2 separate regions of the Homo sapiens genome follow, and region 2 is linked to region 1. Evidence: chromatin loops called from intact Hi-C (ENCODE). Cell type or tissue: heart left ventricle. All regions are shown on one strand. Links, peaks and the distances in the headings refer to the core of each region. The heading gives the core; the rest is flanking DNA. Region 1 overlaps PRKN (parkin RBR E3 ubiquitin protein ligase). Region 2 overlaps PRKN (parkin RBR E3 ubiquitin protein ligase).

Region 1 (12,926 bases), core at 5,043-7,542:
TATTATAATATATATTATAAATATATATTATAATTATATATTATAATATATATTATAAATATATTATGTTATAAATATATATTATATATTTTATATTATTTATATTAATTATATATTATATATTATATATTATATTATATATTATATATTTAATATATTATAGTATATATAATATATTATATAATATATTTTATAATATATTATATATATTAATATTATGTATTATATAATATATTGTATATATTATACATTATATAATATATATTATATAATATATTATATAATATATTATATAATATATTATATATTGTATATTATATAATATATATTATATAATATGTATTATATATAATATAATATATATAATATAATATATTATATAATATATAGTATATTATATATAATATATTATATAATATATTATATAATATATTATATATAATATAATATATTATATAATATATATTATATTATATATAATATAATACATTATATAATATATTATATAATATATAATATAATACATTATATAATATATTATATAATATATAATATAATATATTATATAATATATATTATAAATACATTATATAATATATATTATAAATACATTATATATCATAAATATTACATATTATAAATGTATATTACATATAATAAATGTATATTATTTATATATTATATATTATAAATGTATATTACATATAATAAATGTATATTATTTATATATTATATATTATAAATATATAAAATATATATAATAAATATATAAAATATATTTATCATACATAATATATATAAAATATATATTATGTATAATAAATATATAAAATATATATTATGTATATATAATATATATATCAGAAATTTGTTCCAAAGCAAATTGATTGATTCTGCGAGGGGTCTCCCTGTGCTAACACGAGCCAGAGGAAGTGACATCTGCAGCAAAGGCAAACAAGAGACATTGTTCCCATTTCTAAAATGTTCCATTGCTTCCTCTAAAAGATTGTTGTTTGTTTCATTAAATAGTAACTCCAAGCGTAGGTGAAGTTAGCATGCAGATGTTGAAGTTATAAACAACTTTTACAAGTACACCTAGTTATGAACCAGAAGACTTTATTTTTTTTTGACGCAGAGTCTTGCTCTGTCACCCAGGCTGGAGTGCAGTGGTGGGATCTTGGCTCACTGCAACCTCCACCTCTGAGGTTCAAATGATTATCATGCCTCAGCCTCCAGAGTAGCTGGGATTACAGGTGCCTGCCACCATGCCCAGCTAATTTTTGTATTTTTAGTAGAGATGGGGTTTTGCTATGTTGGCCATGCTCGTTTCACACTCCTGACTTCAAGTGATCTACCTGCCTCAGCTTCCCAAAGTGCTGGGATTACAGGCATGAGCCACCATGCCCAGCCGCGAGAGGACTTTTATTTCACTGCATGCATCCTGTGTGCCTGTGAAGGGCAATTTTTATATTTAGTGTGCAAAGGTTACAAAAAACCTCCGAGTCTGTGTTTGAGCTTCAGCTTTTCTTCTTTGTGGAAAAATGACATCTTTTTACCTCCTTTTTTGCCATAAGTTATTGAAGAATAGTGATTCTGACGGTTGTGGTTTGTGGGTTTGTTTTTTCATTTTGCTGAAATTGTCATGTAGGTGTTTCATTAGCTTATGCAGTTTGATAATTTCTGTACAGTGTTCTGGGAATTCATTGCTTTGATTTCCATTTTTCCCAATTTTTATGTCAAAATTTCCACTTACCTTCCAAGGTTGAATCTAGACAATGTAGTATCTCACCTCTTTCTTTGCTTTGTTCTCCAAGACAGAGTCTTGCTCTGTCACCCAGGCTAGAGTGCAGTGGCGTGATCTCAGCTCACTGCAACCTCCACCTCCCGGGTTCAAGCAGTTCTCCTGCCTCAGCCTCCCAAGTAGCTGGGATTACAGGGTCACACCACCACACCCGGCTAATTTTTGTATTTTTAGTAAAGACGGGGTTTCACCGTGTTGGCCAGGATGGTCTTGAACTCCTGACCTCGTGATCCGCCCGCCTCAGCCTCCCAAAGTGCTGGGATTACAGGCGTGAGCCACTGCGCTTGGCCACACCTCACCTGTTTATGATCCTTTTTACATAGTTTATTTTGCTCCTGAACCCACATAACTCTTACAAGGGTATCCAGCCAGATTCCTTTGGTTCTCAAAGACTGTTAAATTTTTCTCTACTGTAGTCATATTCCTTTATCTTTCCTGTTAAAATCCCCTTCAAATATTGTAAGGCTAAATAAATAATATTCCTATTCTAATGCCAGGATCTAATTCACTGGGGCCATGGTGTCTTTTTCTCATATAATAAGTTCTCAGGATGTATTTTTCTATTCTCATGGTCTATTTCCTTTTATTTTAAATTGGGAAGTGTTCCATACAGAATTTTGTTTTAAATCCAAGGAAGACTGATAACTGAGGTGTGATACCCTTAGCTTTTCCAGATTCTCCTGGGGTTCATTAACCACCAGACTTTGTTCAAGTTCCTGCTGCAGCTTCTATCTGGTGGTAAATGATTGTGTAACAACACTGAACATGATGCATTTCGATACACTGTTCTCTTCTCAGCCTTGGCTTGAGTACTTAGTGAGGCCTGAGGAATAATTACCTCTTTCTCCATTTTCTTTTGTAGCTGCTACCAATTGACCAAAATCAGTAAGAAGCTCATGTAGCCCATGTAGGGTAGCGTCCTGGGGCCCCCGGGGCACGAAGCAGGTGGAGAATGGTGGGAAATGGGGCTGAAGAGACAAATAGCAGGCATTCTGCCTCCAAGCACACGTCTCCGTGTCTCACTATCTGGTGCCAAATGTTCATACACATATATGTGCATCTTTCTCTAATTTCTTGACTTCTATAGTCTCCTGAGAGTTTACAGGAATTTTCATAGTAAACTTTGCAGCTCAGCTTTCCTGGATACCCTCAGGAGGAATTCAATTTTTTGGTCTTAGGTAATCCAGTTATGCCTCTTATCCCTTTGCAGTTTTTTCAGTTGAACTTCATTTATTATTTTAGTATCTTGCTTAAGTGTGTGGTATCTTATAAATGCTCCCCTAGCGACATCTGAAAATATATCCACAGCTATAATTTTCAAACTTGGGTTGAATATGAAAGCTTTTCATTCTGCTGTATTGGAATGACATGTAAATAGAGCACCTGGTTGTTTTGGATGTATATTGATTCTGGCTTTTTAAAAAGGTGTTCAAAATTTAGTGTTTGTGGAATGAAGTTATTATAGAGAACTCAGGATAGCTATAAATTCGAATTGATTTGGAACCATATTGCATGCCTTTGGGAGATGCTAAGCCGTTTTCCTTATTTTTTTTCCTTCCAATATCATATCATTAAGGTAATAATGTTGTCTGCCAGAATTTGTTGTGATGAGCAGATGGATTACTAATATTTTGTTGATTGATTTCTTACTCAGCTCTGCTATAAAACTTAATTGATGATTCTGCCATCAACGGTTTAAGTGGTACCTATTAAAGTTTAGACTTGGAGACCCTGCAAAACTCTTGCCCATTAAGCTTGGTTTTTCATTTTCAGAAGTATATTCACAAAACTTCCCCTATCCCTAGCTCAAGAAACATGTGTCATACTATCACATTATACTCTGGGACGGTGAAGTTTTTTCAACAGTTTTGATTTCTTGCCTGAAATGTGTCTGCTATTATACTTGCATTGTTGTTGTTAGTGAATATTTCTCTAAATTCTTAGCATGAAAGAATGAACCCCATGGCCTTTTTAAAACGTCATATAGTCAAATTTCTATGAGACATCTTTTACTGTGTGTTATTTCAACATGACCACTCACTGCACTGTATCCTGAGAGCAGTGACATTTCTTTAAATGCACAGCCCTTCATTAAATATTGAAAAATGACTAATAGCAACCTTGCTTTTTCAGGCAAAATTAAAACTGTTTTTTTAAATGCTCATTTTCCATCGTTCTTCTAAATATGTATAATTTTTGGATATTGGCTGATAGTATATTTCCCATTCATTTATCCATTCAGTTATTCATGGTTCATTTGTTTACTTGTATATATAATTTTTTAACTGTATATATAGATAATGAAGCCATACAATGTGCTGGCGCTCTTCTAAGTTCTAGAGTACAGTTGTAAAAAGGAGGGGGCCACTGGACTTATGGAGCTTATATTCTGGGGTTCATTGGGCGCAGTATGTCAAGAGAAATAAATTTCTTAGTTAATACTAGGTACCAATAAGTGCCATGATGGAGATCAGTATGGGATGTCATCATGCAAACAATAAGAGAAGGGTGGGAGGCTGCTTTAGGATGCTGAACTCAGCCCCAAATGGCAAGATTGAGCCAGATGTGCAAAGGACCAGGGGGCAGAGCTCTCTCGGCTAATGAGACAGCTAGTGCAAGGCATCGTAAGCAGAGAAAGAGCTTGGCCTATCTGAAGAGCTGAAAGGAGGACAGTGCTTTGAAGAGGGCAGACAGGAGTGGAGTGCAGACTGGGCCAACTCACGTTGGTCTTGTAGACCATGGCAAGAAATCTGGATTGTGTTTTCCAAGTGGAATGGAACACTAGAGGATAGTCAGTAGGGGAAGAATATGATCTGGTTTACAGTGTTGAATGTGGAATCTGGTTTACAATGTGGAATGTTAAATTGAGTGCACAATGTTGAATGTGGAATCTGGTTGACATTGTTGAAAGACTCATTTTGCTGTGGGAAGAATATGGGGCAAAAGCATCAATTAGTGGTGTGAGAATTTTTCCATTCAGTGTTTAAATTGAATGGAAATTGAATTGGAACTCTTTTAAAGTCCCAGGAATTGTCAGTCGTTTAATCAACAAACGCCAAGCAACTGCTGGGTGCTAGGAACAGTGCTGAGTGATGGGAAACAAAGATGGAACAAACAAGTCATTAGACAAAATAAAATCACACACATATATAACTTCATTTTAAATGTTTCAAAGCTCTCGTGTACTTTATAGTAATTCTAAGAAATGCAGATTTACTTAATATTGTTCAAATAAGATAGCAATTTTTAGTATGCTTTTTTAAATTTAGCAATGTCACCATCATCATAAAATGTGAGTAGATATATATATATATACACTATCCTTTTATATTAAATTCACAAATGGCTATAAAATTCTACAAGTGTTGGACTCAGATTATAGGATTAAATAGATTTAGATAATAGAAATAATACACAACCTTTCTCCTTCCCATCTTCCAACCCTGACATCTAGCACCGGTTTTCTAAAGTTAACTTTTTTCCCCCCAAAAAAGGTTAGATTTGATATATTAGCAAAGACCCTGCAGTTCTGTATCTCAACTACTTTAAAGCTAACTTGGAAAAGTAAACTGAGCCTAAGGAGCTTTTATCATGAATGAAGGCTTTTTTCTCTCTAGCCCGAGGCATTCTCGGCAGGGCAATAGATTCGGGCTGTCAACACTCAAGCAAGAACACAAATAAGGGCTCAAGAGTTTCATTCCTTTTTTTTTTTCTACCAATTTAATAGTCCTGCAGAGACAGAGAGAGAGAGCAAGCATGTGCAAGAGTCAGAGGTGGATTGAGAGTTGAGTTGAATCTTTTCCACTACAGCATTTCTCCTGCTTAATCAAAGTGAAGAGGTCGACTTAATTTTTAGTGATATGATAAAATGTCTTACCATGTAGCATATATTATGAGTCAACAGTCTTTGTTTTTATTTTTGGACATATTTCTTACAAAATTCCCAATGTGAACAACTTTCCTGGTATTCTATATTGTCCTATACTTTATTTCTTTTATTACCAATAAAGAGTCAAATGCACACCAAACTAAAAGTCCCCAAAGTTTGAGACTTTATCCTGGAAGAAGCACATGCTTGAAATATGTTGTCATTTCCCTTTTTCTTACTTAATTGTACTAACTTATTTAATATTAAACGTTAGCTCGATTTTTATATTAGCTTTCTTTTTCAGGCATATCTTCAGATTTCAAAAGCTATTACTCTGAGATTCATTTCATTTTAATTTAAGTGCCTTTACAGGCAAGTCTTCCTTTGTGTCCCTACAGACAATTAATTAATATTTTCCTATGGAAAGAAAAATGTATATGTTTAGTATTTTGCAAAATAATGCCAATTCAAATAGAGCATTATCTTCAACATTTTTCTTAAATACAATTTATCCCACTGAGCCCAACATCAACACTATTTCCTTGAAATTTTCTTTCCATTCGTAATCATATGTGAGCCTGAGGAGCCACTTAGGAAGTGAACCTGATCAACAGCCAGTTTGCAAAAGCTGTTGCTCATCACAGGGGAGACATACCATCTGCAGTGTGGTAAATGAGTTTCCATGTGGATTCCAAGTGCTCCCAGTTCTATGAGTTCATTAGTTTCTTTCTGAAGCTACAATTTTGCAACAGACATCTTCAGAAAACTTTCAGTGCTATCATTATGTTTATATTACCTACGCTGGTGTTGAGGAGTTTGCTAATTGCTACTGCAACAATAAATGCTCATTATCTTCAAGCAAATAATTAAGCAGTAAGCACCAAATATGAACTGCTGGTCAGAGGTCTATGGTGGCCTGTATTAGTGCATTCTTGCTCTGCTATAAAGAAATATAGAAAAGAGAGTTAATTGGATTTATAAGAAAAGAGGTTTAATTGGCTCATGGTTCTGCAGGCTGTACAGGAAGCATAGTGACTTCTGCTTTGGGGAAGGCCTCAAGAAGTTCTAATCATGGCAGAAGACAAAGGGAAAGTGAGGTGTCTCACACAGCAGGAGCAGGAGCAAGAGCGGGTGAAGCAGCTGGTGCTACAAACTTTTAAACAACCAGAGCTTGTGAGAACTCACTCACTTTCTATTCACTAGGACAGTACCAAGTGGGATAGTGCTAAGTCATTCATGATAAATTCAACCACATGATCCGGTGACCTCCCACCAGGCCCCACCTCCAACACTGGGGATTACAATTCAATATGAGATTTGGGTGGGGATACAGATCCAAACCAAATCCCAGCTTTTTCAGATCAACTCCTAATTTATCTGTGTGACGAGACCAAGGCTTTAAGTGTTTCAGGCCTAGAAACAAGTTGCTGCAGTGAGAATACGTTGAAGTTGCAAGATAAAAAGACAAATCCATAATTCAAGTTTCAGATTCCAATACATCTCTTTCAATAATAGAACACATAGGTAGAAAATCATTAAGGATATGGAAGATTTAAACTGTATTACCAATCAACAGGACCTAATTGACTTTTATAAAATATTGTGCAAAACAGCAGAATACATATTCTTTACAAGTACACCAGGCATATTTACCATGGTAGGCTATATTATGAGGTGTTCCAATTGATCTTTAACAGGTCAATGCATAAACAAGTTATGGTATATTTATACAGTGATATAGTAAACTGCAATAAAAATGAACGAATACCCTCTTTCAGAAATGGACAGTTTCAGCATGTAAATAATCAGTAAGGACATAGTTGAACTCAGCAGCACCATTGTAGCATGATGAGTCTCCCACCCATTAGCCAAGGGTATATGTCTACCACCTAAACCTTGAAGACCAGGCAGTGAGCCAAGGCTATGGGGCTCAGCCAAGTAGCAGGTGTTCCTGAGAACCTAAGCATCCTAGAAAGTGTCTGAGAACCTAGCAAGAAAAATAGTCTCAGCACTTAAACACAATATACAAAAATTCAGAAAATTCGCTTAAAAGTAGTTTAAGAACAAGAGGTGGTGTGGAGCTCTAAAGCTGTCCTGCTGCCATCCAGGAGGTCCTCATATATAAGTCCTTATAACCCATCTACTCGCCAAACTGGACATGTCCAAATTTTTTTTTTTTTTTTTTTTGTCAACAACCTCCCAATTTGGGGGAAGGTTTTTCTGTATGATTCTGGGATTTTCTCATTGCAGCCATTGATCAACTGGATATAATTGACCTCTATAGACCACTTCCACCACCAACAACAACAGAATACATATTCTTCTCAAGCTATCATGAAACATTCACCAGGACACAGAACATTCTGGGCCATAAAACAGCCACCTTTACAAATTTAAAAGAATAGAAATCATAGAATATTTGCTCTCGACTACAGTGGAATTACACTATAATGACAGAAAGACAGATGGAAAATCCCAAAAGACGTGGAAATTAAACACAAACTTCTCAGTAACACATGAGTCAAATAATAAATCACAAGAGTATTTGAAATCAGATGAAAATGAAAATATAACTTATTAAAATGTGTGGATACAGTGAAAGCAGTGTTTTGAGAAATCTACAGCATTGAATGAATATATTAGAAGAGAAAAAGACCTAAAATAAATCATCTCAGTTTCTATGTTAGAAAAGTAGAAAAAGAAGAGCAAATTAAATCCAAAGGTGGAAGAGAAGTATTAAATTTAGAGCAAAAAATCAATGAAATTGAAAATACGAAATCAATAGAGAAAAATGAATGAAGCAAAAAAAAAAATGGTTATTTGAAAAGATTAAAAAATCAATAAGACTATCCATGTTAAGTAAGAAAGGAAACACAAATTACTAACATTGGAAATAAAAGAACATCACAATAGATCTCATGAACAATGAAAGGCTTATAAAGGAATATTATGAACAAATCTATATTTACAATCTGATAATGTAGCTGAAATTCCCTGAAAGGCACAGCTAGTAAAATTCACAGTAGAAGAAATAGACAGTCTGAAAAGAATGGTACCTATCTTAAAAATTGAATCAGGAATTAATAACCTTCCAAAGAGAAAGCACCAGCTCCAGTTAGGTTCACTAGTGAATTCCACAAAACATTTAAGGAAGAAATTTTACCAGTTCTATACAATCTCTTTCAGAAGGATGAAACTGCAGAAATTCTTTCTAATTCCCTCTATGAAGCCAGCATTACCCTACTACAAACAACAGAGAAAGATATTGCAAGAAAAGAAAACTACAGACCAAGATCTTGCATGCGTATAGATGCAAAATTCCTCAATAAAATATGAGCAAATCAATGTATTGAAAAATTATAACATGCAGCCAACTGAGATCTATGACAGATCTACAAGGGTGTTCAACATTTGAAAATCAATTAATATAATCCATCATATCAGCAGGCTAAAGAAGAAAGATCAAATGACCATATCAGTAGATGCAGAAAAAGCATTCGACAAAATCAAACACCCATTCATGATTTAAAAAAAAAAAAAAAAAAAAGCTATTTGCAAACTAGAGATACAGGGGAACTTTCTAAACTTGATAAGGAATATCTACAAAAAACCTACAGTGGGCATCATACTCAATGGTGAGAAGCTAGACTCTTTGCCATTAAGATCAAGAACAATGCAAGAATGTCATTTCTTACCACTCCTTTTCAGCATTTTACTGGAAGGCCTAACTAATGCAAGAACAAAAGAAAATGGAACAAAACATATAAAATTGGGAAGGAAGAAATAAAACTATCATTGGTAGCAGATGACATCATTATATATGTGGAGAATACAAAAGAATTGACCAAAAAAATCCCCCAAACTAGTTAGTAATTATAGCAAGGTTGCAGGATACAGGTTTAATGTGCAAACGTCAATTGCTTCCCTCTGTACCAGCAATGTACAAGTGGAATTTCGGATTAAGAACGCAATAACATATTAGCTCCTCTAAAAATATTATTAGCTCCTCTAAAAATGAAATATTTAGGTAAACTAACAAAACTGTCCAAGATCTGTATGAGGAAAATTACAAAACTGTGATGAAAGAAATTAACTAAATAAATGGAGAAATAGCCCGTGTTCATGGATAGGAGGACTCAATATTGTCAGAATGTTAATTCTTCCCAATTTTATCTAGAGTCAATGCAATCACAATAAAAAGTCCAGCATGTTAACTTGTGAATATCAACAAACTGATTCAAAAGTTTATATGAAGAGGCAAAAGACCCAGACTAGCCATTGCAGTATTGAAATAGAAGTATAAAGTCAGAGGACTGACACTATCCAATTTTAAGGCTTAACTATACAAAACTACAGTAATCAAAACAGTGTGGTAATAGTAAAAGAATAGACAAATCGATCAATGGAACACAATAGACAGCCTAAAAGTAGACCCATACATAGTCAAATGATCTTTAACAAAGAAGCAAAGAATATACAATGGAGAAAGTGTAGTCTTTCAGCAAATGGTATTGGAACAACTGGATGCAAACATGCAAAAACAAAAAAATCTGGAAACAGATCTTGTACTCCTTACAAAATTAAAACTTTCATAGTCCTCACTGTTAAAGTGCAGAACTATAAGACTCCGAGAAAGTAACACTGGAAAAAACATAGATGACCTTAGGTATAGTAATAACTTTTTAGATACGATACCAAGTGCATAATCCATGAAAGAAATAATTGATAAGCTGGATTTTATTACAATACAAAACCTCAGCTCTTTGAAAAGCAGCTGTCAAGAGAATGAAACAAGCCATAGACTGGGAGAAAAAATTTAAATAGACATCTCTAATGAAAAACTACCATCCAAAATATACAAAGAACTTTAAAAACTCAACAATACAAAAACAGACAACCTGATTAAAAATGGGCAAAAGACCTGAACAGATACTTCTCAAGGAAGATATAAACATGGCAAGTAAGCATATAAGAAGATGCTCAACGTCTTACCATGTTAGGGAAATTAAAATTTAAAAAAACAAACAAACAATGAGATACCAGTACACATCTATTACAATGGCCAAAATCCAGGACACTGACACCACCAAATGCTGGGGAGTATGGGAATCAAGAAAAACTCTTATTCATTACTGATGGGAACGCAATATGGTCTCATCACTTTGGAAGACAGTCTGGCAGTTTTTTACAAAACTAAACATAGTCTTACCATACGATCCAGCAATTTAACTGCTTGCTGTTTACCCAAATGAATTAAAAGTTTATGTCCACACAAAAGACTGCACATGGATATTTATAGCGACTTTATTCATAATTGCCAAAACTTGGAAGCAGCCAAGATGTCCTTCAGTAGATGGATGGAAAAATATAACAAGTCTTTAAATGTAAGTCTTTAAAACAAAATTTTGTTCTAAAGAACTCACGCATAGTTAATTTTACCATTAATATAAGCATCTTGTTACTATTAGTATTTCTTTGAAATATAATTATCAGTATTTTTCAAGTTGCTAGTAACTCAGTTCATCATTTATTATTATTGTTATTGCTATTATTATTTTGGTCTGTGGAATCTAAAATCTGGCATCCATATGCATCAAGTAAAAAAGTCCTCTAAAGCTTGTTTGCGGAAATTAGCTGACCAAAGTGTCCTGTTTTCCCACATTCATGTTTTGGTGCATTAGTCTTGGTAACAAAAGTAGTTCCATTTCATCATTCCTATCTGTGCCTACCACTGCAGCTAACAATCACCATAGTGCAATCACTCCTCACCTCTTGCCACCTTCTTGGCTCGGGCATTGTGCTTTATTTCGTGTGACTCTTGGACCTCGCACATTGCTTAGCACATAGAAAATGCAAAATGAATGCCATTGCATAAATGGACGTGCCATGAAATATTTGCTCATGCATAGATGGGGATTCACTGCTTGTGCTTTCACCTTTTCACTACAAGACACGTTTTTATTTTTCAGGAATTGTGGAGCAATTCCGAGGTAGGGACAGTCACTCTTTTTCATGATGCTGTTACAGCAACAGTCACCAGTAAAGTCCAGTGTCCAGATGGGCACAAGAGGAGTTCACTTCCTGAAATCAATTGCAGTGACATCTCCTCCGCCCCACCCCAAGCAGGTTGTCAATTTTACATTTATCCAGACTGCCTCTTCTCTAAGCAGTTGACACTGATTTTGTTCGTTGTTATTGCTGAGACTTGATAGCTCACTGTGGCAATGATTCTGAGAGGTGTGAAGAGGGGTTTATAGGAGAATCGCTTGTGGTGGAGGCAAGCTGTGTATAATTCTGTGTTGCGGTTGTTAGAAATCCTTCTTCACCCTTTCCTAAATCTACTGAGAATCTACTTATCTTTCTATCAAATGTTTTTGTGTGTTAAGAGGACAAAATAAAGTAGAATGTTTTTCATTCTCAAAAGACTAGAAAATGATTATGGGATTGTGAGGAAAATTACCTAAACACACATACTCAGTTCACACTACTCATCTTTGGAAACAAACTGACACCATAAATTACTTATTTCCACAGTATGATTTCCCTGAAGATCCCATTTATATTGAGGCATTTTGGGGGTTAGGAAATATACTGGAAATTGACCCGATGACAAATTTACACTGCAAGTATGTATAACGGGATTGGATTTCTCTTACACTATCTTTTATTCTCTCAAGACTTTCCTGGAGCCCAGGCAATTCGCTGAAACTTCCTCTTATTGAAAGTGTAAATAAATGTTGTTGTTTTTTAGGAATGGCAGTCTAAGCCTGATATACAAACTGTAGCTAATGAAACAGTAGCTACCTGCTACCAGAGTAGAAAGCTGTAACTAGGATAACTGGATGGAGCCCTGGCCACATGTGAATTGCCTGCTGAGGTTACACTCATTTTATCTTTGTCAGATAAAGATGGAAATTGGACAAAACAAATAAATATTTATTTACATGCAAATATATGGGGGTTTTCATATGTGTAGTTAATAGATTGTTTCCAGGTTCATAAGAGGAGGTTATAAAATATTTAGCAACACATGACTTCATGCCAACTATGATTTACTGAGAAATGAAGCGTTTCTTGGCAACCATCATAGCACGAATAAAGATTTATGACAGTGTATCTACTTTGTGTGTTTGAGGAGTTAAGGCTGATAAATGGGCTGAAAATAGTCAACTCATTATTCTCATATTCATAGACTATCCAAAAGTGATATAGTTACTGCTTCCTCACTAAATCTTAGATGGGAAATCTCATACTTCC
Region 2 (12,926 bases), core at 5,672-8,171, 130 kb after region 1:
AAAATGAAGATAAATATGATCATATCTCTCAGTGCCATAGAGCTTTACATTTACGCTCTAAATATGCATGTTCAAAATATAATTATGTGAGGATGACCAGAAATAGAAATTTTTATTATATATCTTAGCACATGTTATCGAACATGGAACACATGCACCATACACATATGCCATGTGGCATAAGGAATTTTTGTTTTGTGAATGATTTTTGCTCTGAAAATATAAAATATTGAAATTCATTGTCTATTATCATTTTAATAAGATATTTTAGAAATAGCAGTATCTACATATACCATTGCCATGAATGTGTTTTTCTAAAATTAAACATGAAAAGAGCATAAATATGATACATCTGAATCCCCAAGTTACTGTTTATATTTCACATAGTATCAGACTCCAAGCTTCTTTGCTGAGGAACCATATATTTTGACAGAATTTCCTTTATTCTGTGCATTTTCATCTACTTCTAATGTGCATATGCCTAAAGTGTAGAAAATAGAAGAAAATGGCATGCTGTTGCTAAGTGGATGTCCTACAGATCTGAAACAAAAAAGAAAAGCTTTAAAATACACTGTAATTATGTAAAATGGTGTGATTTTACTTTGATTATCTAAAATAAAAATTAGAAGGTTGAAAATGAAAAAGACTCTATAACGATAAGTTTCAGTGTGTTTTCAGAGTATCAAGTTTCTAACATTAAAAAAGTCCATAATGCTCTTTTATAAACCCTTTGACACTACTCCCTTCAATTTCATAGAAATATCATAATGGGCTGGGCATGGTGGCTCACACATGTAATCCCAGCACTTTGGGAGTCTGAGGTGGGCAGATCATGAGGTCAGGAGATCGAGACCATCCTGGTTAACACGGTGAAACCTCGTCTCTACTCAAAATACAAAAAGTTAGCTGGTGTGGTGGCTCACGCCTATAGTCCCAGCTACTCGGGAGACTGAGGCAGGAGAATTGCTTGAACCTGGAAGGCGGAGGTTGCAGTGAGCCAAGATTGCACCACTGTACTCCACCCAGCCTGGGCAACAGAGCAAGACTCCATCTCAAAAAAAAAAAAAAAAAAAAGGCAGAAATGTCATAATGACCATACAGAATGTCCCTGTCCTGGCCACTTCCCATACACTTGGTAATCATTTGCTGATTTACCTAGAGGGTAAAAGTGTGAGCTCAATATTCTTAGTCCTTCAACCCATATTTGACTCTGGTGCAATGAGAACATTGCATGTGATGTTCTCATAGCTTCCTAGCTCAGTTAATTAGCAGTGCTTCCTAACTTAACGGAGAATCGCTTGGGGAGCTGTGAAAATATAGAATCTGGAGAGAAATGCTAATGATATAAGGTTTGGAGCAGAGGGTAGGAATCGGCACTTTAAATTCCTGCCTAGGCTGAAAAAGATAAGACATGAAATGGTGGTAAGGATGAGGAGCCACTGGAACTCTCAAAGACTGACTGTAGAAGTGTAAATTGATACAACAAATTTGTGCTTGCATCTACCAAAGCCGAACATCTGTCTGCCTAGGACCTTTCAATTCCATTCACAACTATATACCTATTAGAAATGCATCCATATCTTCACCAAAGAGGTGCAAGAATGTTTGTAGGAGCACCAAAGAATGGAAATCTCACAAATATGTTCATCAGTAGTAAGATGGACAAATATAGTATAGTCATGCTTTGGGATTCTCTACAAGGCTGGCTTTGGGGTCTGCCACCTTTGAGTTGCAGAGGGCCCTGCACTAAAAGGACCCTGGGCTTGGTTTAATGTGCTGCTGTCACTATCTTGGAATTCTTGATTTTTCAACAATGGCCTTGCATTTTCATTTCGTAATGGCCCCTGCAAATTAGTAGCTGATCCTACTATAAAGTAAATCTCACTCAGTGTTGCATGAGAAAATTCAAACACAAAATAATTCGTACTGTGCGATTTCAAAAGGAAGAAAAAATAAATCCTTAGTGTTGAAAATCAGGACAGTGGTCGGCTCTGGGATGAAAGGGGATGGTGATTGGGAGGGGCCACTAAGAAAGGTTTCTGGGGCGCTTAAAGCATTTTATTTCTTGATTCAGTTCCTGGTTATATGAGTGAGTTTCCATTTTGAAATTTTATTAACAGGAAACATGGTTTACAAATGTTTCTGTATATACATTATACTTCAATAGAAGATTACATTTTAAAAATTTATTTCTTTCTACTTTTGACATCGAGCCGACTGGAGCAACTCATCGGTTGTAATCAGCAAATACGTTTCATTTTGATTTGGAGCATTTACTCTTTCCCCATTCCGAGCCACTAGCTTCATAGCTCCCTCCAGCCGACTGTGTAGAGAATCCATGGCTCTTTGACACAAGAAACTGGCCAGCAGAGAGGAAGAGGCTGACCCACCCTTCAAGAGAACACCTCCAAGTGTCGGCCATGGGATGGCTTAGCTGTTATCACATCCCTTTTGCATAAAATGAGCCCACCCACTCCCTCATTGAGCGCCATACTGCATATATGGGAGTGTGTCACTGTCTACACGGGGGAATTTAGGGGACCTTACAAGGCCTGTCCACCCCACATGCCATCCTAGCAACTGCCAGGGGGCTTCACATTCTCTCTTCGGTCACTCTTAACTAAAGCTCTTTTTAAAATGCAAATATGGGCCGGGCGTGGTGGCTCCCGCCTGTAATCCCAGCACTTTGGGAGGCTGAGGCGGGCAGATCATGAGGTCAGTAGATCAAGACCATCCTGGCTAACACGGTGTAACCCTGTCTCTACTAAAAATACAAAAGAAAAAAAAAATTAGCCAGGCTTGGTGGCGGGCACCTGTAGTCTCAGTTACTCAAGAGGCCGAGGCAGGAGAACAGCGTGAACCCAGGAGGCTGAGCTTGCAGTGAGCTGAGATCGCGCCACTGCACTCCAGCCTGGGTGACACAACGAGGCTCTGTCTCAAAAAAAAAAAAAAAATGCAAATATGTTTCCATATTTGCATTATCAGCCTTTAGTCTTGCTTAAAATAGTCATGATGTAGGCCATGAAATGGCAAAATTTGGAGAGGTGTTTCCCTGGAGGGGCCATGGAGGGCAGTGGTGAGAGCTCTGGGATGGTCAGGAACATGAGCCCTTCACAGGAGCCTGAGGCTGTCCTCACCTAGCAGGGTCCAGACAGGAGGAATGGGGCCGCCGTGGCTGGAGTGGGGGACACCAGTGGGATTTGGGCTGCTTCACAGTTTCCTCCTCTATGACTACCACTGTGCACACCTGCATCAGAAATGAAGGTTCAGGCAACTACGTGGCTTGAAAAAGAGTCTCTGTGCAAGAGGGAAGGTCGGGACTACATATAGGATTCAGGCATTGAATCATTTGCGTCCATTGTGATGGTCAATATATCCTTTATCAAAAGGACCTGATGCTCAGAATAGGTCTCTAGATTGCAAATGAGCAGTTCTAGTCAAGAAGTATGAATACTTCTGAAAAATGGCAAATCAAATATTTCAATAAGAATTAAATTTTAATAGACTTGACATTTTGAATTGAATATGAAAGATTTCAATGGTTTCCAGTGGGTATTTTTTAAGAAGGAGGGAGGGATCTTTATCAGTGTTTGAGGAGATCAATTAGTCTATAAAACTTAAAATATTCTACAGATACTGGCTTCTAAACATCCAACTGTGATAGGAGAATAGAAAAAATAATAGTAGAAAATAAAAGAATATTTTCAAAATCACATACATGTTGAAAATAATAGGATCTTAATGTAGGGATATATTAATCTTGGATGACACTACACACTTTTTCATAAGAAAAGTGAAAATAAAGCCGGGCATGGTGGCTCACGCCTGTAATCCTAACACTTTGAAATGCGAAGGAGAAAGGATCACTTGAGCTCAGGAGTTTGAGACCAGCCTGGGCAACATAGTGAGGCTTTGTCTCTACAAAACATTTAAAAAATTAGCTGGGTGTGACGGCATGCGCCTGTAGTCACAACTACTTGGGTGGCTGGGGTGAAGGGATTGCTTAAGCCCAGAAGGTCGAGGCTTCAGTGAGCTGTCATTGTGCCACTGTACTTCCGTCTGGACAACATAGCAAGACTCTGTGTCAAAAACAGAAAAGTAACGATGAGTAAAAAATTATTGGCATCCAAAAAACAAAAAATGGAAAGACAATAATCTCAAAATCAAGGATGATGGGAGATATTCAGTAATATAGTTTAAGTACCCAGAAGAAGCAGTGTAATAATCAATATGGCTTAAAAGAAAGCAAAAATGTTAAAACATTTATATTTGTTTGGTAACTAATGAGACAGGAAAAGCAATGACATAAGATATGTGTCTTTCAGCACAAAAATATTAAACCATTTATATTTGGTAGCTAATGAACAGGAAAAGCAATGGCTGAAGATATGTAGGTTTCAGCACATCCTCTGATACTCCTGCCTTCTGAGAGTCTTTCACTACCTGGGAATGTAAGTCTCAGGTCCTACAGTGTTGAGTGAAGGTCAAAGTCATGGGTTACATAACGGCACCCATGGAACATCTGGTAACATCCTGCATGGCCCCAGTACTTATGAGTGGGATGCCAGTGAGGGGAGGATCATAGGACATGAGTTCGAGGTCAAGATCCTGTGTCTCACTTTACTAATTATGTCACCACGGGCACATTTCCTCAGAGCAGTTAGGTGAATGCTGACAGTCATTTCCATGCCATTGTGGCCTTGGGGTCCCACGTGAAATACTAAAAGTTCCTCCTGTGTCAAAACGGACAGAGCCTCTTCTAAATGTTAGTCTCTCATCAGATCCCCATTCAACAAGAGGGAGATTTGTGAGGACTGCCATGATACCTCTTATTGCCATAGCCGCAGTGTTGAGCAGAGCTCCTAGCCCATTTTCCATAGTTTCAGCAGTTGACAGGTGCTGATGAGAATATATTCATAAACAGGCCAGGCACAGTGGCTCACGCCTGTAATCCCAGCACTTTGGGAGGCCGAGGCAGGCAGATAACGTGGGGTCAGGAGTTGTGACCAGCCTGCCCAACATGATGAAACCCCGTCTCTACAAAAAATACAAAAATTAGCCAGGTGTGATGGCTCGCACATGTAATCCCAGCTACTGGGAGGCTGAGGCATGAGAATAACTTGAACCCAGGAGGAGGAGGTTGCAGTCAGCAGAGATCAAGCCACTCCACTCTAGCCTGGGAAACAGAGTGAGACTCTGTCTCAGAAAAAAATGTATACATATATACACACACACATATATTTTATATTATATATGTATTGTATATTTTTATATATATTATATATAATATATACTTTATATATAATATATATACTTTATATATAATATATCATATATACTTTATATATAATGTATATACTTTATATATAATATATAATTTATTATATTATATACTTTATATATAATATATAATATATTATATATAAAGTATATAATATAATAAATTATATATTATATATAAAGTACCTATAATATATTATATTATATTTTATATTTTATATTTTATAATATATATTATATATTATATATTATATATTTTATATTTTACATTTTATATATATTTTATATATTTTATATATTATACATTTTATATATTATACATTTTATATATCTTATACATTTTATTTATTATACATTTTATATATTATATATTTTATATATATTATATATTTTATATATAGTACATTTTATATATTGTACATTTTATATATTATATATTTTATATATATTGTACATTTTATATATTATATATTTTATTATACATTTTATATGTAATATATATTTATATATTACACATATTATATGTAATATATATTTTACATACAATATATATTTTACATAATATATATTTTATATATAATATATATTTTACATAATATATATTTTACATATAATATATATTTTACATATAATATATTTTACATATAATATATATTTTACATATAATATATTTTACATATAATATATATTTTATATATAATATTTTACATATAATATATATTTTATATATAATATTTTACATATAATATATATTTTATATATAATATTTTACATATAATATATATTTTATATATAATATTTTACATGTAATATATATTTTATATATAATATTTTACATGTAATATATAATATATAATATATATTATATATTTTACATATAATATATATTATATATTATATATTATATATAATATATATTATATTTTACATATAATATATATTATATATTATATATAATATATATTATATATTATATATAATATATATTATATTTTACATATAATATATATTATATATTATATTTTACATATAATATATATTATATATTATATTTTACATATAATATATATTATATATTATATTTTACATATAATATATATTTTATATATATTTTACATATAATATATATTTTATATATTATATTTTACATATATATTTTATATATTATATTTTACATATAATATATATTTCTTTTATATATATTATATATTTTATATATTTATATATTTTATATATAGTATATAATTTTTATTTATATATAAACAAAAAACAGGTCTTTTAAAAGTCTTAAATATATTGTTTAGATATATAAAATAATCGCAAGCCTCTAGGAAATTTTGAAAGCTTAGAGGAAAGTGACTATGGCCAAGTTAATAGTAGGGGAAATAGGGCAAAGATTTCAAGGGAAACAGGAATTTTTTTTGACGAGAGTCAAATGCTTATCACAGTGGCCTGCCTTCTACAATCAAACGCCTCAACTGGCAGACTTGTTTTGTTGTTGTTGTTGTTTTAATTTTGTAGTTTGGGATATAAAATAGTTCTTTTCTTTCTAGGAAGGGGATTTCCATTTTTTTCTGGCTGTCAGTGTGACTCGTGTCTGATGCGCGGTGGATGCTACCGGCGATTTTCCTTTCCATTCCTCGGAATTTCTCGAGTCCGATACGCATTGTATTTAGTTCCCGTCAGGAAAAGCTGGGTGTCGGGGTGGTTTTTCGTGCCTCCTCTTCTGTCTCGTGACTGTGTATATTTCATGCTTGCATAGTTTCCAAACACGCCACAGTATAACTTATGCCCCAGGATATCTAACTTCAGAGTAAGCATGTTCCAAACATGGAGCGAGAATGAGTGTCTGGGGTAGGAGAGACCGTTTCTACAGGGAAGGACCGGGAGAGGCAGGCCCGGGAAAGGCTCCAGAGATGGAGTCCCTGAGACTGACGCGTGCTTCGAAGGAAGAGACACACACTGACTGCAACTGGGGTGTGAGTGGAGGTTTGGGGGACTCAGCACAGATTCATTGAGAACGGGCCTTTATTTCATTCTGCATTTTCAGCCGATTTATTTCATCGATCCCCTGTTCCAAGCTCCCAGCTCCCTCCCTTATTATCAGCCAGTTTTCTGCTTGACAACCAGCCACACACTAGCTCGCATCTAGGTTTTTTGGAAAAAAAAAAAAAGTCATTACTGTATGTCTTACAGCCATCAGTTCACAATTGGACCCAAAATTGGAATAACTTCTGGTTAACCCTCAGGAGAATAACTCTATTTGTGACACTGGGAGAGATGAAAAATGAAGACAGGTCTCCTTCTCCTCTGGGATTTTGAAATATAATATAAGAGCCTGGGCTCTCCAGGAAGCAGAGCCTGAGGCAGAGGGCTCAGGTGCTCTTACTCCGTTACAGTCCTAGTCCCAGGACAGAGGCGGGAGGGCCGGGGAGTGAAGCAGGGAAACTAGGACACTTTATGGAGCTGGCTGCTGCTAAGCCCAGCAGATGGCTTTAATATGAGGGACCATGGATTAAGCATTGTGGGTATCAGTAAATGCCCTCTGTGTGACCAGGAAAGCCCAGAACAGGAGGCAAAGCGCCAGGGTTGATCAGGGCCCACATGGAGTTGAGGACAGGAGCGCCTGATGCTGGCTATGAGGTATGTCTGATATGAGGGCATTAATTAAGACAAATTTATGAACAGATTGGATACTTGATGCAATGGAGAAGATTTGAGAAAGATAAAGCAATACAAGTGTCCTACATAATCCCTAGAGGTATTAAATGCTGCCCTGTTTAAATATATAAATGCATTCTCAGGGTGATTTTAGTCAAGTTACTCAATGGCTTATGGCTCATCTTCTCACCTTTTCGAATCTGTGCAGGAGACATCTCCTGACCTTATTCTGAAAAATAGGACCCCCACTCAGCTGCTGCGTCCTCCCACTGACGTTCTCTGTCCCCAATCCTGCTGTGTAGTTCCTCATGCACTTACCCTTCCATAGCATCTTATCGCACTTGTTTGTCTATTTATTCTCTCTCCCACTAGAATGTAAGCTAAATAGGGCTGAAATGCGTCTGCTGTGAGCCCTGCAAGAACACCTGGCAAAAGTCGCTGCTCAGTGAAGAGTCACTGAAATATTTGAATATGTAATGATTCAGATACCTATTTTATAGGTTTCTGTGAAAATTAAATGAGAGGATTATTAAAGTGCCCCACTGAGGTTTGGCACACAGAAGACGGTCAGTGAATGCTGGAGCCGTTCACGTCCTCGTGCCTGTGGTGTGTCCCATATGCAAATATACACGGGAGTTTTATAGCACAGATATGTTAAGTATTCTGAACACAGACTACACCAGCTGAGAAATACATGCTTAAAACCCATGTTTGATTTCCTATCCATATCCATGGAAGGGAAAAATAGCCACACATCTTAAACTTCATATGATAGCCACCAAATACCTTCACATGTACAACTTATGTTTTAAAAAGTGTGTACAGGGAGCTTTGTGCTGTCCAACTGCAAGGAAGAGGGCTCTGGCTGGTCCAGTTCCCTCTGCTGCAAAGCGATCCCTGAGAATATCCTATCATTCTTTGTAGAGTCTAGGATTGTAAAATATAACACTTTTTATTATACTTTTTAAAGTAGAGTGCAACATCCTCATTTGGAATAATGTCTAAAAACTGCACCCTGAGTTCTAAGTGTGTGCATGGCTTTAGGGTGGCTGAGGCAATAGTAACACAAGTTTCTCTCTGAAGGGCCTTTCCAGGTAGACCCCAAATTAATACAAAGTAGGGCTCTTTCTTCATGTTCCTTAAATGACTGCACCAAAAGTACCATATGGTTTTTCTCTATCACAGACTTTTGGGGGCCATGTCTCTGGAAGAGATACCATCATACGTCTAATGATGTAAAATAAGAAACATTCTGTGATGGTGTATTTTCCAAAAAAGAAATGATTAAAACAGCTCCCAGGAAAACTCATAGCTTACTGAAAACTCTAGAAATAATCTCTATACGTTTAAATTGCTACAAAGTATCTATCTTATTTTCCCTCTTATTCTTATTTTCTCTCTCTTATTTTCTCTCTCTCTCTCCTCATCCTCCTCCTCCTCTCTCCTCTCCCCTTCTCTGTCTTCTGCATCTATCTTCTGACTCTGAAGAGTAGATGATTACCCTATCTCTAATTTCATCCCCCAAGAAAATCTCTCTTCAGTATTTTTCCCCATGTCTCATTTAGGCAAAAGAACTATTCCATGATTCCCAGCCTAACTCCCCAGAGTTCTCTAGTTACCTCTAAAAACATTCTTCATAACAAGGAGACCTACCTATCACCAATGTCCATTGCAAGAATTAAAGAAGAGGAGGTCCATGAAAACAGTTGGCACTGTCGCTGGCACATAATATATGGTCAGTAATTAATCCTTATCAGTTAATAATTAATCATTTCTCTCGTATTGCCTTTCCTTCACAGGCCAGCAGGATTTTTAAATAGCTCTACTGATATATTTACTCAGTGATTAATATAAAATATTGATAGCCTTCTGATCATGAAACATTAAAAATTTTTTTTAGTAGAGAAGTAAATAAGTCGTGTTAAATGTACTCTGACTCATGCCAACAAAAGGAAACAGTGGCATACATAATTCTAAAAAGAAGAACATGAGATAATTATGTAAGGTGTGTTTGATTTGAGAATGTGGGAGACAGCAAGATTCAGCTAGCTTTGTTCTGTGTGGCCTGAATTAGACCAAGTCTGAGTGCATGAAAAGTTAAAGGACATTGAAACACAGCCATCCCCTTTTCTTCATGACCCACAGCACTTGACATCCGTATCACTAATTTGGTAATAGAGTATGTGCTGAGCTGTGGGGGGGCTTCTGATTTTGTCATTTTCTTTGTACCACTTTTCTTCCCAATTGTAGGCACTCTGAGAACAGCCCAATATCTTAATATTAGGAAACGTACTTCTCTGTCTATGACCATACCACCCTGAACGTGCCTGATCTCCTCTGATCTTGGAAGCTAAGCAAGGTCGGCCCTGGTTAGTACTTGAATGGGAGAAAATGTACTTTTCTATCCTCTACCCTCAATACATAGATGATTGGTATTTTATTTTGTTTTGTTGGTACATAATAAATGCTCAATATATGTTTGTTTTTTAAGTAAAAAAGGAAGAAACAAAATAATAAAATGGGCTGAAATCTTCTGAAATCAACCCATCAGCTGAATTAAACCTGTGTAGATTATCTTCCCACATGTAGCTAGTTTGTCCTGGTACATAAACTATCTGAGGACTACCTTCACTTCTCCCTTTCATAGACAATTTTGGGTCTCCTGTATGTGGCAGAACTGTGGTCTGCCCTGGGAAGAAGACAATGAATAAGTTGGCAGGAAAACAAAAGGGAGAAGACAGCTGAAGAGCTCTTTCAAAGGAGGGATCCACAAGGCTTGGTGATTAAGACGACGCAGAGGGTGGGTCAAGGACAGCATGTTTGTGTTGTGAGTGGAAGAAATGTGATTCTCTTGACAGAAACAGCAGAGTCTGAGTTGAAGCGGGGTGATGTGGCTTCTAGGTGATGCATTCGTTTTAAGTATGCTCAAGTTAAATAGAAACCATTATACTAAAAAATATAATCATTGTGAGGTTAATTTCTTCTTGGCCTCGTATTTATCAGCTCAAAACATAGCACAGGGCTCTTAAAAGCATGTGTATGGGTTGACCATCGCCTTTCTTTTATTTTATTTTATTTTATTTTTATTTTTTATTTGAGATGGAGTCTTGCTCTGTCGCTCAGGCTGGAGTGCAGTGGTGTGATCTTGGCTCACTGCAGCCACTGCCTCCTGAGTTCCAGCAATTCTCCTGCCTCAGACTCATGAGTAGCTGGGATTACAGGTGCACGCCACCACGCTCAACTGATTTTTGTACTTTTAGCAGACATGGGGTTTCGTCATGTTGGCCAGGCTGGTCTTTAACTCCTGACCTCAGGTGATCCACCCGCCTCGGCCTCCCAAAGTGCTGGGATAACAGGCATAAGCCATCGCGCCCAGCTATCCCCTTTAATTTTTAATAACTTCTATTTCTTAGCATGTTCTGCTTTAGAAAAATGGGAAAATGTGGTTTAGTTCCAGTGAGGTTCACATTATTATTTATAGACTATTTATTATGCCATTTATAGGGCCTGTGCTGGACCATAACAATTTTTAAAGTAATTGTAATTATTTTACACTATAAAATACAACACACCAGCCATTGAAGTCTAAATCAGTAGAACTCTAGTACCTGCTGCAAGGGCCTCATCCTGACAAGTGCTTTTGATGACAGCAAGAGGTAGGCCATGTGCATCCAAATATTTTTTTCCCTCCTCATAATGGGACTTATCTGATGTATAATTTATATTCTACTTTGATTTCATCTTTCTTAGCCTTTTCAAAATGTCTGCTTAGTGATGATATGCTACAAATCATTAAGAGGCCTAAAGATTGTGCTTCTCCACAAACAGCCTGTGCTTTAAGGACAAATTAAGAGCAAAGTATTAATTTCCTTTTGTTTGTTTTGTTTTGTTTTAGAGACAGAGTCTCACTCTCTCACCTAGGTTGGAGTGCAGTGGTGTGATCTCAGCTCACTGCAACCTCTGCCTCCTGGGTTTAAGTGATTCTCCTGCCTCAGCCTCCTGGGTAACTGGGATTACAAGCATGCACCACCATGCCCAGCTAATTTTTTTGTATTTTTAGTAGAGACGGGGTTTTGCCACGTTAGCCAGGCTGGTCTTGAACTCCTAGCTTCGAGTGATCCACCAGCCTCGGCCTCCCAAAGTGCTGGGATTACAGGTGTGAGCCACTGCGCCGGGCCCAAAGTATTCATTTTCAATTGTAACAATCACCTCTTATTTTAGGATCTTGCGTCTTATAATTGTGTATACTATACGTAAAACAATAGTAAATTGGTAGCTAGTTATACACGGGAGAAGATAGCAGTTGTAAACAAGGATGGAATAATCTCAATAGTGAAAATGATCTTAGAAACATTATAATCCATTTCCATTATCTTAGAAGTAAAAGATTGGGATTAAAGAAATTAAAAGATTTGGCCAGGCGCAATGGCTCACCCCTGTAATCCCAGCACTTTGGGAGGCCGAGGGTGGTGGATCACCTGAGGTCAGGAGTTCAAGACCAGAATGGCCAACATGGAGAAACCTCGTCTCTACTAAAAATACAAAAATTAGCCAGGCATGGTGGTGCATGCCTGTAATCCCAGCTACTCGGGAGGCTGAGGCAGGAGAATCGCTTGAACCTGGGAGGTGGAGGTTTCACTGAGCCAAGATTGTGCCGCTGCACTCCAGCCTGGGTGACAGAGTGAGACTCTGTCTCAAAAATAAATAAATAAATAAATAAATAAATAAATAAATGAAAGATTTTTCCCATGATTGCTAATAGTTGACAGATAAAGTTAGAATAAAACCCAGTTCTCTTGCTTTTGTGTCACTCATTATGATGCCAAATAGCTCTTTACTATGGCAAGTATTTATCTGCTTATGTAATTAATCTAAACAGACATCATCATTACCACCTTTTTTCTATTTTCATCATCATCTTTTCATGTTTTTATATATCTGCTTTTCCATAATTTAGAATAAAACAAGGTGAGAGGTCAGCACAC

What was found. Hi-C counts contacts between places; a loop is a spot of excess contacts. Peaks named below come from ENCODE experiments on the same cell type or tissue, not always from the same donor. Only the 100,000 strongest peaks of a DNase experiment are listed, where the experiment ranks them.
Region 2: it touches region 1 in a loop (2.4-fold over the local background); 3 of 110 quality-filtered maps call a loop at or near these places.

Annotation. Positions count from the first base shown.
Region 1 is chr6:161,998,138-162,011,063 of GRCh38, reverse strand. All of the region lies in intron 5 of PRKN (parkin RBR E3 ubiquitin protein ligase), which reads left to right. Among named protein-coding and RNA genes, the nearest start is that of LNCR-SMAL, 230 kb to the left of the region's middle. In heart left ventricle, for the core only: no CTCF peak of the experiment used is centred there; no DNase peak of the experiment used is centred there.
Region 2 is chr6:161,867,490-161,880,415 of GRCh38, reverse strand. All of the region lies in intron 6 of PRKN (parkin RBR E3 ubiquitin protein ligase), which reads left to right. Among named protein-coding and RNA genes, the nearest start is that of LNCR-SMAL, 360 kb to the left of the region's middle. In heart left ventricle, for the core only: no CTCF peak of the experiment used is centred there; a DNase peak (open chromatin) is centred at 7,186.